2 separate regions of the Homo sapiens genome follow, and region 2 is linked to region 1. A link is an interaction called in ENCODE POLR2A ChIA-PET data of the cell type or tissue named here. Cell type or tissue: PC-3. All regions are shown on one strand. Links, peaks and the distances in the headings refer to the core of each region. The heading gives the core; the rest is flanking DNA.

Evidence for each region. Peaks named below come from ENCODE experiments on the same cell type or tissue, not always from the same donor. Only the 100,000 strongest peaks of a DNase experiment are listed, where the experiment ranks them.
Region 2: POLR2A ChIA-PET joins it to region 1 with 12 read pairs; 2 of 35 experiments call an interaction of 5 or more read pairs at or near these places.

Annotation. Positions count from the first base shown.
Region 1 is chr20:35,434,854-35,443,074 of GRCh38, forward strand. It overlaps GDF5 (growth differentiation factor 5), which reads right to left and starts at 3,375. Exons shown (of 2, transcript NM_000557.5): 1 at 2,445-3,375. The coding sequence starts at 3,075. RefSeq lists promoters at 3,076-3,830, 3,295-3,548 and a silencer at 4,240-4,299. In PC-3, for the core only: CTCF peaks have their summits at 4,346 (motif pointing left) and 4,546; a DNase peak (open chromatin) is centred at 4,338; H3K4me3 peaks cover 568 bases.
Region 2 is chr20:34,431,978-34,439,241 of GRCh38, forward strand. ITCH (itchy E3 ubiquitin protein ligase) reads left to right here. Exons shown (of 25, transcript NM_031483.7): 8 at 6,497-6,654. Among named protein-coding and RNA genes, the nearest start is that of MIR644A, 31 kb to the right of the region's middle. In PC-3, for the core only: no CTCF peak of the experiment used is centred there; no DNase peak of the experiment used is centred there.

The sequences.
Region 1 (8,221 bases), core at 1,635-6,634:
GAAGGCCCCAGCTCTCTCCCAGTCCAGAGAGCTTTCTTTCACCTCTGCCCCATTCTGACAGAAGCCAAGAGCCAAACCACTGAGAGCCTTTTTGAAAATGAGAGCATTTCCTACATAGCCGACCAAGTAGGGGTGTTCACCTGAAGATGTGGCTGGGGATGATTTGCGTGATTCTGGTGTTTGTGTCATGATATACGTGTTATCAGAGATTTATCAGCTTTGTAACTGCCTTCTACCTATCTCTCTCCCAGCCATGAGCTAACGTGATGTCTCATTTGTGAGATAGGTGGAGTGAGCATTAAAATTACTCCTGTTGACTGGGCACAGTGGCTCACACCTGCAATCCCAGCACTTTGGGAGGCTGAGGTGGGTGGATTGCTTGAGCTCCGGAGTTCGAAACCAGCCTGCACAACATGGTGACACTCTGTCTCTACAAAAAATACAAAAATTAACCAGGCATGGTGGCGTGCACATGTAGTCCCAGCTACTCAGGAGGCTGAGGTGGGAGGATTGATTGACCCCAGGGAGGTCAAGGCTTCAGTGAGCCGTGAATTCGCTATTGCACTCCGGCCTGGGCAACAGAGAAAGACCCTGGCTAAAAAAAAAAAAAAAAAAAAAAAAAAAAAAAAAAAAAAAAAAAAAAAATACACGCTTTTCCAGAGGAGAATCCCAAGGTTCAGAGAAGTTAGATGACTTGCTCAAATTCTCAGCTGCTTCCACCATCCCTTAAAGGAGACCTTGGTGCTCTTGTTATGCAGATGAGGCACAGAGATGGGGAGTGACTTGACTAAGGTCACACAGCAAGTTAATGACAAAGCTGGTCCACACTGACCTACAGCCCAATTTTCCTGGCTTTCCAGTGCAAGGATTTTGTTGCCTATGTGTCTTACTCTCCTGAGCATGTGTGTGTGTTACAGTTGTATGCATGTGTGTGATTGGGTTCATATGTGAATATGAAAGAGTGTATACGTTAATGACGCATTATATGTATAAATGATTGGGCTTGTGTGACTATTTGAAGAGCACATATATGTCTGTATATGCATGATTGATCTTGTGTGTGTATGTAAGAAGGTGTGTGTGCACATGCATATGTGTGTGATTCGGCATGTGTGTACGTGTGTGATTCAGCACGTGTGTGTGTGAGTCAGCATGCATGTACATGTGTGATTCAGCATGTGTGTATAAACATAAGGCTATGTATGTGTATGTGAGAAGCTCAGTAGTATCTCCGAATCAGCATGCCCTCCTTCCTAAATTGCAATTTGCCATTGGGGAGCTTTCATATATTGCTCTAGAAGGTGACTAATTAGGCCTTTAAACTCCCCATCTCCCCCTCTCCAAGCTCCCTTAGTGCTGGGGGGCACACGGACTTATTTTATGAGCCCCCAAGGGGTCACAGCTTTCCCTGGCTGGGCAGGCAGCCAGACCACCTCCCCCACCTCAGCCAGACCTGCTGCCTCTGTGCCTCCCCCGCCCCCTGGCAGCCCCCTCCAGGCCAGCTCTAATGAGGAGCCTCTCCCACCCTCTGACCCCTCCCCCACCCTGCCAGCCTAGGACCAGAGCAAATGAGCTGCAGGCAACTTGAGCGACCAACAGCCCACCTCCCTCTTCACACTAGGAAGAAACTGAGGCCCTGAGAGGGGGAGGGACTTGCTTAGATCACACAGCAAGTGGAGAGGAAAAGCTGCAACAGTAACATTAGGTGGGCCGAGAGAGACAGAGGGGAGCAGGTAGTCTCTGGAGTTAATGAGGAGAATGAGGCATGTTCAGGACAGCATCTAAAGTTTTCATGTTGGAAGGGCTCTCAGAAACCACCCTGTCCAACCCCATATAGGTGTACAGATGGGAAAACGGAGACCCCAAGTGAGAAGGAGCTTTCCCAAGGTCATACTGCGAGTTAGGCCCTGGGTCTGCTCCCTCCCCATGTATCTGAACATCATTCCATGACTCCAAGATGCCCCATTTACTGTGTGCACCTCTCTTGCCTCCTCTATCCCCTTGCCTGAGGGCAAAGTTGCAGAAGCATGGGGACCTCAAGATTCATTTCTTTCTCTGCCGTCTGAGACCGCCTACAAACCTGTGAAGCTTGGAAAGTTCGGCCAGCCCAGCAGGTACAGATGCACAACTGAGCAATCAAGTCTCGGAATCTGGTCTCCAACTCTGCCACGAACTGGCAGGTCTTGTCTCTTCTCTAGGCTTTAGTGCCCACTCTGCACCTTGCAGGCGTTGGACCTGGTGCTTCCTAGGTGCCCTCCAGCCCTGATGTGTGGGCAGCCTAGGATCTGCTATGTGTGAGATATGTGTCAGTGTCCCCAGACACCCACCCCGGGCCAGATGCACACAGTGTCTCCCACCAGGGCAGTGCCAGGGCTTTGAAAGCCCCTCCATTCATGCAGATGCCCCTCCCTCTGAGCCGTGCCCCTGCCACCCCGCCCCCTCACCTTGCCCTTTGTCAATAAAGCTGGTGATGGTGTTGGCCAGGCCAGCCTCCAACTTCACGCTGCTGTTGCCTCCCTTTCTGTCAGCATCGGACAGCGTCCTGTACAGCGAGAGCATGTACTCGTGGGGTGTGATGGGGGGTGGGCGAAACGGCTCCTTGGGCTCTCGTGGGGGCCCGGGCTCCCTGGCCTTCTTCAGCAGGAAGGAGCTGGGGACAGATCCTGCTTTTGGGGGTGCCTTGCCTCCGGGAAGCTGTCCTTTTGGGGTCACAGTCCGGGCTGTAGCCTGCCTTGTTTGGGGAGGGTGTCCTGGCTTGGGTTCAGGGCCGCCCGGTCTGGGGGGCAGCTTTTTGGGTTCATCCTTCTTGGGCTGTGTCAGGCCTCCTGTCTGCCCGGTGCCTCCCTTTGCCCTGGCATTGGCATTGGTGGCCCCCCCACCATAGCTGTGACCCCCTGGCCTGAAGACGTTCCGGGCCAGGGGGGGCCTCTCCTTGGCCTCTGCTTTGGCCAATCCTGGCCTGGTCCCCTGGGGTCTCTGGCCCAAGTCAGGGGCACCCAACACAGTGCAGATGAATTCCAGGTCCAGCCAAGCCAGGTACCAAAGCAAGAAAGTGAGGAGTTTGGGGAGTCTCATCCTCTGGCCAGCCGCTGAATGACACCAAAGAGAACAGCGGCAGCAGCGAAGGTGCCTCTGGTTTGGCAGGAAAAACCATGAAAGGAGTGGACTTTCAAAAGCAGCGGCAGCAGCAGTAGCAGCAGAAGGAAAGGCTTTCTCCTCAGTCTGAGACTCTTGAAGTCTGCCGGGTGTGTGTTTGTATCCAGTCCCATAGTGGAAATGCTCTCGTATCCAGACGTGCACCGTCTCCAGTCAGCAGCTGAAAATAACTCGTTCTTGAAAGGAGAAAGCCGACCGCCCCCTTTCTCCTGCACAACTGACTGAGGGCTTGAAGGAGGCTTGTATAAGGCTGAGGGATTTTTCCAAGAAGGAAGAATGGCGTAATGCTGCCTGTGTGCTCCAGTTTTTTTTTCCCCCTAGTTTTGAATCCTTTCCAGTGAAAATACTTCACACACACACACACACACACACACACACACACTCACAGGCCTGCAGGTGCTCAGAAAAATCTTTTACAAACCTGAACTCAGGAATTGGAAACGGAATTCCAACCCAAACCAATTTAATTACTCTCTGATGTCATGCTGTCTAAACTCATTTAAGTGCGATATATTTATGTGAAAAAAATCACCGCTGCCCTTTCGAGGCCATGGCTCACGGGGGCTCCTGGCACAGAGCCCTGCAGCGGGACTCTAGGCTTAGGGGGCCTCCCCCTCCACAGGGCAGACTCAGGGGTCTTCACCTCCACCTCATGGAGCAGCCCACCCCACTTTCCCGAGGAGAGATGCTGAAGAATGAGCTCAAAGATCTTAAGCCCCAGAAGCATGGGGAGTGTGGGTTTGTAGTTAAGTTCTTAGAGTGTTTTTAAAGCAGTTTCAACTCCTGCATCTAGTCTGGGACCTGATTTGTTATGCGTGTGTGTGTGTGTGTGTGTGTGTGTGTGTGTGTGTTTATGTGCCTGTGTGTGTGTGTGCCTGTGTGTGTGTGTGCCTGTGTGTGTGTATTGGGAGTAGGGACAGCACAGATGGCAGCATTTACCCACATTTTCTTTTATTTTAATAAACTTGTGGTGACCCAGAGACTGAAAAATATCAGTGCCCACTACACCCCCTCCCTACCCCCAAATGCCATTGACTGAGTGCATATTCTTCAGGCTTGGGGGCACTGTCGCCCTTAAGTTCACTCCTTGGATGGCGGCAGGTCCAGGGTGTACCCCACCACCACCCCAGCAGAGACGTCCTCTGAGTTTTCTTAGACAAGACTGGCTGAGTCTGGGGCAGCAGCGGCCCCTACAGGAGGCTGGAAAAGCCATTTCCCACATGACGCTTTTTTTTTTTTTTTTTTTGAGACGGAGTCTCGCTCTGTCGAGTGCAGTGGCATGATCTCAGCTCACTGCAATCTCTGCCTCCCAGGTTCACGCCATTCCCCTGCCTCAGCCTCCCCAGTAGCTGGGACTACAGGCCCCTGCCACCACACCTGGCTGATTTTTTACGTTTGTAGTAGAGATGGGGTTTCACCATGTTAGCCAGGATGGTCTCGATCTCCTGACCTCGTGATCCGCCCGCCTCGGCCTCCCAAAGTGCTGGGATTACAGGCGTGAGCCACCGCGCCGGGCACAATTTCCCACATGATGTTTTTCTGGTAGCTCTGGAAGGTCTGAATTCCAGCTGAACTCAAGGGTTTCTTAAAGTGCCTCATTGAAGTATGGAAGATCCCTTCCTCTGGGGAACCTTCGCCGTAGAGCCCCTGGGCAACTTAACACAGGGTCAGCGGGGAAAGCTGTTCGCTTCACCTGAAATATCCTCCTCTCTCTCTCCCACAACTGGAGGAAGCACTCTACATCCTGAGAAGTTTAGCTGAAAATTTACCTCCTTCGGGAAGCCTTTCCTCGTCCCCAGACAGAGCCAGTTACCCCTTCTGTACATTTCTCTACAACAACACTTTTCACGCTGTAAGAAGGATGGCGGGGGAGAAGCAATAGTCAGATAGGCTTCCTTCTTTTTTTTTTTTTTTTTTTTTTTTTTGAGACAGAGTCTCACTCTGTCACCTAGGCTGGAGTGCAGTGGTGCGATCTTGGCTCACTGTAATCTCCACCTCCTGGGTTCAAACGATTCTCCTGCCTCAGCCTCTCGAGTAGCTGGGACTACAGGTGCACACCACCATGCCTATCTATTTTTTGTATTTTTAGTAGAGACGGAGTTTCACCATGTTGGCCAGTCTGGTCTCGAGCTCCTGACCTCAAGTGATCCACCCACCTTGGCCTCTCAAAGTGCTGGGATTGCAGGCATCTCTACCAAAAATACAAAAAATTAGCCGGGTGTGGAGGCAAAGGTTGCAGTGAGCCGAGATCGCACCACTGCACTCCAGCCTAGGTGACAGAGCTAGAGTCCATCACACACACACAAAATAAGTAAATAAATAATATTAATAAAATAAAAAAATTAAAAACAGACTTGTTCCCACTGAACCAGTCCTCTCTGGCATCCCTCCCTTCACTCCCTCCTCACCACCTCTGTCACTGCCCTGTCCTCCTCATTGCTTGCCTCGCTATGATTCTCCCCTATAACTGGCTTCTAGGCCTCCAGGCTCTCTCTGGTTCAACCCTCTACTAAAAGCTACCCATCAAACAAGTGCCAACCCACGTGCCACCTCCTCCATGAAGCCTTCTTGCATCCTCCAGAAAATGCACACTCCCCCTGAGCTGCCATCACACATTTTCTGTGCTCTTTTACATTTTTTGGCAGCTGAAAGTTTATTCAGTCTCTGCCTCTGCCCCCTATCCCAACACAGTTTGTTTCTTCCACTCTGTATTTTGTCATATTTTAAAATCATAACTTAATTCCTTATAACTATAATAATTTCTTTACATACCTGTCTCTCCCATTAGATTATGACTAGACTGTGCCATATTTATCTTTGAATTATACCCAGTGCTTGGCAGAGGGCCCAGCCCACAGCAGCTCTCAGTACGTGTTATATGAATAAATTAATCTCTAACTGGCCCTTATTGACAAAAATCATCATTTTCTACTTTGAGGTGTAGTTATTTGTGGACATAACCTGCCTTTCCCATTAGACTCTAAGTTTCTTGAAGGGAAGAATTGTCTTGCCACTTCTTAAGCATTTTGTAAGCTCAGAGAGTGAATAAATGAATGAGTTGAACAACCACAATGTCTCTGTACGTGGCTTGATAAAGAGCAAGGATTCTGGAGACAAACAGACCTGGTTTTGAAGCTTGGTTCTGCTATTTATGTATTGTGTGATCTTGGGAAGCCTCTAAACCCCTCTGAAACTCTAAACAGTGATAACGATAGTGCTTACCTCACAGGACTCTTGTTGGAGATTCAATGAAGTAAATTGCGGCCAGGCGCAGTGGCTCACGCCTGTAATCCCAGCACTTTGGGAGGCCGAGGCAGGTGGATCACGAGGTCAGGAGATCAAGACCATCCTGGCTAACATGGTGAAACCCTGTCTCTACTAAAAAAATAAATAAAATTAAATTGCATAAAGTGATCAACTATTAATGGCAATTGTTAATGATAGCTTTTTTTTTTTTTTTTTTTAGATGGAGTCTCACTCTGTCACCCAGGCTGGAGTACAGTGGCATGATCTTGGCTCACTGCAACCTCCACCCCCCGGGTTCAAGTGATTCTCCTGCCTCAGCCTCCCAAGTAGCTGGGACTACAGGTGCGTGCCACCACGCCCGGCTAATTTTTGTATTTTTAGTAGAGATGGGGTTTCACTGTGGTAGCCAGGATGGTCTCGATCTCCTGACCTTGTGATCTGCCTGCCTCGGCCTCCCAAAGTCCTGGGATTACAGGTGTAAGCCACCATACCCGGCCAATAATAGCTATTTTTTTTAAAGCACTTATTCCAGTCAACTAGACTCTGGGTTTTGTACTCCATTGCATTTATGTGTTATTTATCTTCATGACAATGCTATGAAGGTAGTGGTTTTCATTGTTGTTTTTTGAGACAGGGTCTTACCTGTTGCCCAGGTTGGAGTGCAATGGCGTGATCATGGGGCTCAGGTGATCCTCCCACCTCAGCCTCCCAAGTAGCTAGGACTACAGGTGCACATCACGATGCCCAGCTAATTTTTGTATTCTTTGTAGAGACAGGGTCTCACCATGTTGCCCAGGCTGGTCTCAAATTTCTGGGCTCAAGTGATCTGCCCGCCTTGGCTTCCCAAAGTGCTGAGATTACAGGTGTGAATCACCACATGTGGCCGAAAGTAACTTTTTTTATTTTTTTGAGATGGAGCCTCGCTCTCTCACCCAGTCTGGAGTGCAGTGGCGCAATCTCAGCTCACTGCAACCCCCGCCTCCTGGGTTCAAGGGGTTTTCCTGCTTCAGCCTCCTGAGTAGCTGGGATTACAGATGTGTACCACCACGCCCAGCTAATTTTTGTATTTTTAGTAGAGATGGGGTTTCACCATGTTGGCCAGGCTGGTCCCAACTCCTGACCTCAGGTGATCCACAAAAAAGCATTTTGTAAGCTCAGAGAGTGAATAAATGAACGAGTTGAACAACCACAATGTCTCTGTATGTGGCTTGGCCTCCCCTAGTGCTGGGATTACAGGCATCAGCCGCCGTGCCCAGCCCGAAGGTAACTCTTGATACCCGTCTTTTTTTTTTTTTTTTTTTGAGACAGAGTCTTGCTCTGTCACTTAGGCTAGAGTGAAGAGTGCAGTGGCTCAATCTCAGCTCATTACAACCTCTGCCTCCCAGTTTAAGTGATTCTCCTGCCTCAGCCTCCCAAGTAGCTGGGACTACCGATGCGCACCAAGACGCCCGGCTAATTTTTTGTATTTTTGTGGAGACGGGGGTTTCACCATGTTGGCCAGGCTGGTCTCGAACTCCTGACCTCAAGTGATCTGCCCACCTCGGCCTCCCAAAGTGCTAGGATTACAGGCATGAGCCACCATGCCTGGCCCAATACTCTCATTTTAAAGATAAATAAATTTAGGTTCAGAAAGGTTAAATTATTTTTTAAATCTAATTTTGGCTTCAACACATTTTATACCCAAAAAGCCTAATCTGGCCCCTAGAAACACTAGAAGTGATAGGGCACTGGGGAAAGTTACAGTATTCCTTTCAGTCAACGTCTAACCCAGTGGGCTGGGACTTTGGGGACATGGAGGAGTCTCGAGGCCAGGGCTATT
Region 2 (7,264 bases), core at 355-5,354, 1.0 Mb before region 1:
AGATTGCAGTGAGCTGAGATCATGCCACTGCACTCCAGCCTGGGCGACAGAGCAAGATTAGATTCTATGTCAAAAAAAAAAAAAAAAAAAAGATGGGACATTTAACACTATCAAACGCTGCAAAAGAGAATTAAGTCTTAGATTAATAAGCTAGGGAAAACTGGCTGTTTGGAAAAAGAAAAGAAAAATCAGGTTAACGCCTTAGCTTATCCCAAGATGAGAGTAGATTCGATGTTGACTTTTAAATTGATTTTAAAAAATTAAACTAAAACCTCTAGAAGAAAATATGAATAGTTAATTCATTGCTGAATAAATTTAGCTATATAGAAATATAAAACTCTTATAATTTAAAAATGTATTATCAAAAGCAAAGGAAATATTTAACCAATATGAGATGCTCAGTATTCTCAGGTTGTAAAGATCTCTTAAAAATAGGCAAAATTATTCCCTTGTAATAGATAAATGTACAAAAAACATATATATAGTTCATGAAAGAAGAAACTGTAATGACCTGTAATTATATGAAATATTGTTCATCTTTAATTTTAAAAAGCATTAACATTTTTGCTTACCAAATTGGCAAAGATTTTAAAACTTTATGGTGAAATGGGTGTTTTTATTTTGCGGTACATAATTTGAAAATGTCCAGCAAATGGGAGAACAGGTCAATTATTACCTTTAAAACTATTTTTTAGGGCCAGGCACAGTGGCTCATGCCTGTAATCCCAGTACCTTTGGGAGGCCAAGGCAGGTGGATTGCTTGAATCCAGGAGTTCGAGACCAGCCTGGGTGACATGGCGAAACCCTGTCTCTACTAAAAATACAAAAAATAAGTCCAGAATGGTAGCCTGCACCTGTAGTCCCAACTACACAAAAGGCTGAGTCAGGAGAATCTGTGGAACCTGGGAGATGGAGGTTGCAGTGAGCTGAAATCATGCCACTGCGTTCCAGGCTGGGTGACAGAGCGAGAATCTGTCTCAGAAACCAAAAACAAACAAACAAAAAAACACTATTAAAAAGAAACAATTTAGGCCGGGCGCAGTGGCTCATGCCTGTAATCCCAGCACTTTAGGAGGCTGAGGCAGGTGGATCACCTGAAGTCAGGAGTTTGAGACCAGCCTGGCCAACATGGTGAAACCCCGTCTCTACTGAAAATACAAAAATTGGCCGGGCATGGTGGCAGGTGCCTGTATTCCCAGCTACTTGGGAGGCTGAGGCTGGAGAATCGCTTGAACCCGGGAGGCGGAGGTTGCAGTGAGCCGAGATCGTGCCATTGCACTCCACCCTGGGGGACAAGAGCGAGACTTCGTCTCAAAAAAACAAACAAACAAGCAACCAGTATTTTTCAGCTTTCAAAATATTTGCATGTTTTGACTTGGTTGTTCTATTCTGCAGTCTGTCTAAAAGAAATAAGAAATCCAGGCAGGGCATGGTGGCTCACGCCTGTAATCACACTTTGGGAGGCCGAGGTGGGTGGATCACTTGAGCCCAGGAATTTGAGACCACCCTGGTCACCATGGATAAACCCTGTGTCTACAAAAAATACAAAAATTAGCCAGGTGTGGTTGGGTGTGCCTGTGGAATAGGAGGATCACGTGAGCCTGGGGAGGTCAGGGCTGCAGCGAGCAGTGATTGTGCCTATGCACTCCAGCCTGGGCAACAGAGTGAAACAATGTCTCAAAAAAAAAAAAAAAACCCAAAAAGACCAATGAAAAGAAAGCGATTAAATTGTAGTATGTCTATATATAATTTTCTGCAGTCATTCAAAATGATTTTCAGTAATTTGGGGGAAATGCCCAATATGTATTGAGTAACTAACCAAATAAAAACCCACCCAGAATATGAAACCATTATACAGTGTGTGATTGCAGTCACATCCAATGAGAAGGACTGACAAGAGATAGTCCTATGTCTTGGTGGTAATTATCTCCAGGATGTAGGATGGCAGATAATTTTTATTTTATAATTAGAAGTTACTTTTGTTCTTTGAAAGTCTGTTTTAAAAATTAAAATGGGGGCTAGGCGCAGTGGCTCATGCCTATAATCACAGCACTTTGGGAGGCTGAAGTGGGCAGATAGCCTGAACCCTGGAGTTTGAAACTAGCATGGGCAACATGGCAGGACCTTGTCTCTACAAAAACATACAAAAATTAGCTGGGTATGGTGGTGCATGCCTGTATTCCCAGCTACTCAGGAGACTGAGGCGGGAGGATCATATGAGCCTGGGAGGTGAGGCGGGAGGATCATGTGAGTCTGGGAGGCTGAGGCTGTGGTAAACCATGGTTGTGCCACGGCACTCCAGCCTGGGTGACAGAGGAAAACCCTAAGGGAAAAATAAAATAAAATGCACTAACTATATTAACTGCATTTTAAAAAAGAGTATAGTGAAGGAAAGGGGAATGGGAAGACAGCTTGAGGAACAGATAGGATTGAGGAAACATTTTAGGTTTGGGTGCTTGATTATATTTGTAGAGTAAGACAAAAGGTCTATAAGAAAGGAATATAATGAAGATGCAAGAAAGCATTAAAAGATGTTGGGCAGTCCTAGAGGATATAGTCTGCCATCCAGGACATGATAGGCAAATCATCCTTGAAGAAGGGGAGAGAGACTTTTTCAGACATGGGAAACAGATGGAGATGGTTAGTGGCACAGAGAAATTTTAAGGTATGGGAGAAAGTTGAGGGATAGCAGATAATCATTATTTTTAGGGAAGAGGAAGAGTCAGGGATAGCTACAGATTGGTATTAGCAATTTGAGGAGATGGAAAAGGTTTGCAAGGGGCACTGGGGATGGGTCCAGGAGTGGATTAGAGATGTAGAAACTGATTGATTTCTAAACAATATAGATAACCCAATTAAAGTTGTTGAATAATGTCAGCTGTAGCCAATGTTGGCTTGGTCTCTTTGACATAATCCAGTTTTAGGTATTTGAATACTCTATAAATACAAATACATAGACTGAAGCACAATTTTAATTTTTTTCTATCTTTTGCCTAGGTCTGTATGATTGTATAGGACTTAGAGCTTTTTGTCCTACCAAATTATTAATTTCTTTATTCCCATTAATTTTAATACCAGCACACTAATCTCATTAAACCCATGGTTTTACTACTAGGTTGTCAAAGTCATCCGTCATTTATAATTCCCTAGCTCCCAGGAGTCTTGAGCTGTGATTTTTTGGTTTGTTTGTTTTTGGGTTTTTTTTTTTTGAGACAGAGTCTTGCTCTGTTGCCCAGGCTGGAGTGCAGTAGCACAATCTCCGCTTACCACAACCTCAGCCTCTTGGGTTCAAGCGATCCTCCCAGCTCAGCCTCCCGAGTAGCTGGGACTATAGGCGCATGCCACCATACCCAGCTAATTTTTGTATTTTTAGTAGAGATGGGGTTTCGCCATATAAGCCAGGCTAGTCTCAAACTCCTGACCTCAAGTGATCTGTCCACCTTGGCCTCCTTAAGTGCTGGGATTACAGGCGTGAGCCACTGCAGCCGGCCGATTTCTTCTTTTTAATAAGAGGGGAGAAAAGAGTTTTTGTCTTTAATAATTGGTAGTGAAAACCTCTGACCTTTTCTTTACTGGGCCCAGTGGAAAATTTATTAGAATTGTTTGTAGAGCAGCCTGCCCTTTAATATGCTACTTTACTTAGTTTATTTACTCCACTAAAATACACCTGACTTCTCAACTGGAACATTCTCCAGCATTACTTGTTGGTCTGAGAGAATAGTAGTGTAAAAAGTAGATGAGGGGTTAGTTGTGGTGGAAGAATTTCTGGGAGGGGAAGCAGTTGGGCAAGGGTGAAGGAATTGAAACTACTAGGGAAAGTAGCCTATGATGAAGCCCAAGTGAGGCGTGAAGTGAGCTGATGAACTGTAAAGATTCTGGAAGGAGTTGAAGGTTGTGATGAGACTGAATAAAAGATACTGTAGGAGGCAGGTAGAATAAATAGGAAGTTGTAGTTAGAGGGATTTTAGAGTTCAAGATCTAGGAAGAGGAACAATTCTAAGTATCAAGGAAATTTAAGGAGTTGTACGGGTTATCAGATGACTCCATTGAAAAATTGAGATCAAAATGTTATAAGGGTGTACAGCATTGATGTTAAAATTCCCCAAATTTTAATCCCCAGCAACAAATCATAGCATTTTTGGAATCCTGTTTCTGCTGTACCTTTATCATAGTAGGTTTATCTCATGCACTGAATGTTCCTTCTCCCTCACATATCCCTAAAACTTGTCTAGCACTGAATGTGCAATTTAGTATGAATTTTCTAGCTGAAAGATTTTTAGGCATCTTGTAGTCAAGATAATACATTTTAGGATGCATTCTTGGGTCACATAACTCATCAGTAGCAGAGTCAGAGCTAGAAACCTTAATTTCCCAATTTTTGGTCTATTCTACTCATTGTTATCTGTTATTTAAAAAGCAGCAGGAACTCTTCTTTCAAACTAGTTAGGAACGTCTTAAAATAGCATGGAGAGGCAATACGCAGTCTTAAAATGGTTTTGGAAACCTCACTTAGAAGAAGAGAAGCAGTGTCAAAGCTGACTCTTCCTGCATTCAGACCATGTTCTGCAGGTAGTCAACACTAATCAGGTGCTGACTGCCAATTACTGAGGTGTTCCCTCTATTATAAGCATTTGGGGAACCCCCAAAGTAGTGCTTGTCATACCTTACTGTCCACATATATAATCTGGGGATCTTGTTAAAATGCTAGCTCTGATATAGTAGGTCTAGAATAGTTTTGAAGATTGTGCATTTCTGACAAGCTCCTGTATAGTGCTCGTCCGTTTGGTTTAAAGACCACACTTTGAATAGAAAGGCCCTAAAGGATTTCTGTGGTACACAGTTTGAAAATGTCTTTTAAAATATGAGGACTGGTACGCAGTGGCTCGTGCCTGTAATTGTAGCACTTTGGGAGGCCAAGGAGGGAGGATTGCTTGAGGTCAGGAGTTCAAGACCAGCCTGGGCAACATGGCGAAACCCTGTCTCTACGAAATACACAAAAGAATTAGCTGCGCGTGGTGGCAGGTGCCTGTAGTCCTACCTACTCGGGAGGCTGAGGCATGAGAACTGCTAGAACCTGGTAGGTGAAGGTTGCAGTGAGCCGAGATCACACCACTGCACTCCAGCCTGGGCGATGGAATGAGACGCTGTCTCAAAAAAAAAAGGAAAAAGAAAAAAACTATGTGAGGAGAGAGAGATGTTAATTAGCTTGACTGTAGTACTTTTTTTCACTATGTATATCAAAACATCATGTTATACTGTTTTTATTAAAAATAAATCATTGCAATACATGTTTTACAGAAAAAAAATTTAATACATGGTACTGCCTCTCTGTTTCTTTGTTTGTTTGAGACAGGGTCTCACTCTGTCTCCCAGGTTGGAGTGCAGTGGCGCAAGCTCAGCTCACTGCAACCTCCACTTCCCAGACTCAAACAATCCTCCCACCTCAGCCTCCTGAGTAGCTTCGACTACAGGCGTGCCCTGCCATGCCCAGCTACTTTTTAAATTTTTTTGTACAGACAGGGCCTTGTCATGTTGCCCAGGCTGATCTGTCACTCCTGCGCTTAAGTGATCCTTTCACCTCAGCTTCCCAAAGTGCTGCAATTACAAGCGTGAGCCACAGCACCCGGCCTCTGTTAGTTGAATCTATTAGATTTTATTTTGTTCAGGCTTATTCTGAAATTCCTAGGAGTATGGGTTAGTACTGTGTAGTGGTTTGGAGGTAGTACATACCAGAGCCTTGGCTGAGACATCTGCAGACTGGCTACTTATGCCCTTGTTTCTAATCTATGACTAGAGCCCCTCTGGAAGGAAAAGGAATCAGCTATATTTAGCCAACAGTAGCAGTAGCTTTCAGTCTGACATTTCCTGTTAGTGTTCTTCCCTCCTTTCTATCCCTCCAGTTGATGTCATTGCTTTGAAGAAATGACAGCTCCTTTAAAAAAAGTCTGTGGTTACTTCTACTCTAAATCACTAGCTTTGAACATTTTGTGTACCATTGTACTGAGCTGGGGGATATCAGGGCCTAGTCCCTGGGAAATACGTGCACTTTGTTCTCCTAGCATGGGAAAACCAGACCTGCCTCAAACTTGAATTAATAGCCAGTGGAAATCAAGAAACAACAATGGTAAAGTTATCTGTGCTTGTGATAAAATAGTGCCCTAAGGATTTTGAGAACTTGACTTTGTTCCTGTTCATATAGGGCCTTCTGAAGGCTTATTTGAAATATGAACCAGCATACCTAATAGTTCTGAATGGCCACAAGTGTTCCTATGCCCTTGGACAACCCATCACTCTATCTCTAGATGAACTCTGGGGGTTATATAGGATTCTACCCAAAGGCTCTTTATGTATTTAATAAGGCTGACCAGAAATTAAAAAGCTTTTTTGAAGCTCTTAAAAACTTAGAAGTTTTCATCCTCCTGCTGTTTTTTTTCTTAAATTCAAGGAGTATTCATTATTTCCCTCTCCCCCTTCCTTTTCCCCTCTTCTTACCCAGAGTGAGCACAAATGGATCAGATGACCCTGAAGATGCAGGAGCTGGTGAAAATAGGAGAGTCAGTGGGAATAATTCTCCATCACTCTCAAATGGTGGTTTTAAACCTTCTAGACCTCCAAGACCTTCACGACCACCACCACCCACCCCACGTAGACCAGGTTTGTATTCCAGCTCTCAATACTCTTGGAAATAATGTCCTGGTTGGCAATTAATCCTCAGGTAAGTGTCAGGAAATTCTTTTAGGTGAATTTTCTGCGTGTATTTTTACATTTAAGATTTTGGAAAAGAATGATCTTTCTGTAGGTAACCAAAAGTGCCTTTTTCCTAAGTTTTTGTTCAAGGTGACGTTACTGAGGCAGTGCTCTACTGAGAATGAAAATGACATGTGCGTAATATAAAGTATAGGCGGTGCAGATAACATGGCAATAACATTGTACCTTTCTTAAATGGTTTGTAACTATAACATAAATGTATTAAATACTCAAGGATTTGGTTGCTTATTCCTAGTATATCCTTTAAAAAGTTAGTAAACGAAAACCCAACAATGCTAAATGACCCAGATTTTAAATAAAAAGTACACAACAAACAAGCATATTTTAGGTAGTAAAAATGTGAACACCTATAAGACTATCCACTTCTCTGATAGCCAGAACAAATCTTTAATCTTACCTTTTATTGTTTCTCTCTGCTAATATGTGGGCAGGGAATGCAGTGTAGTTAAACCAAATATTACTAGAAAAGTACATTAGTTCTCTGCAAATAATTTTA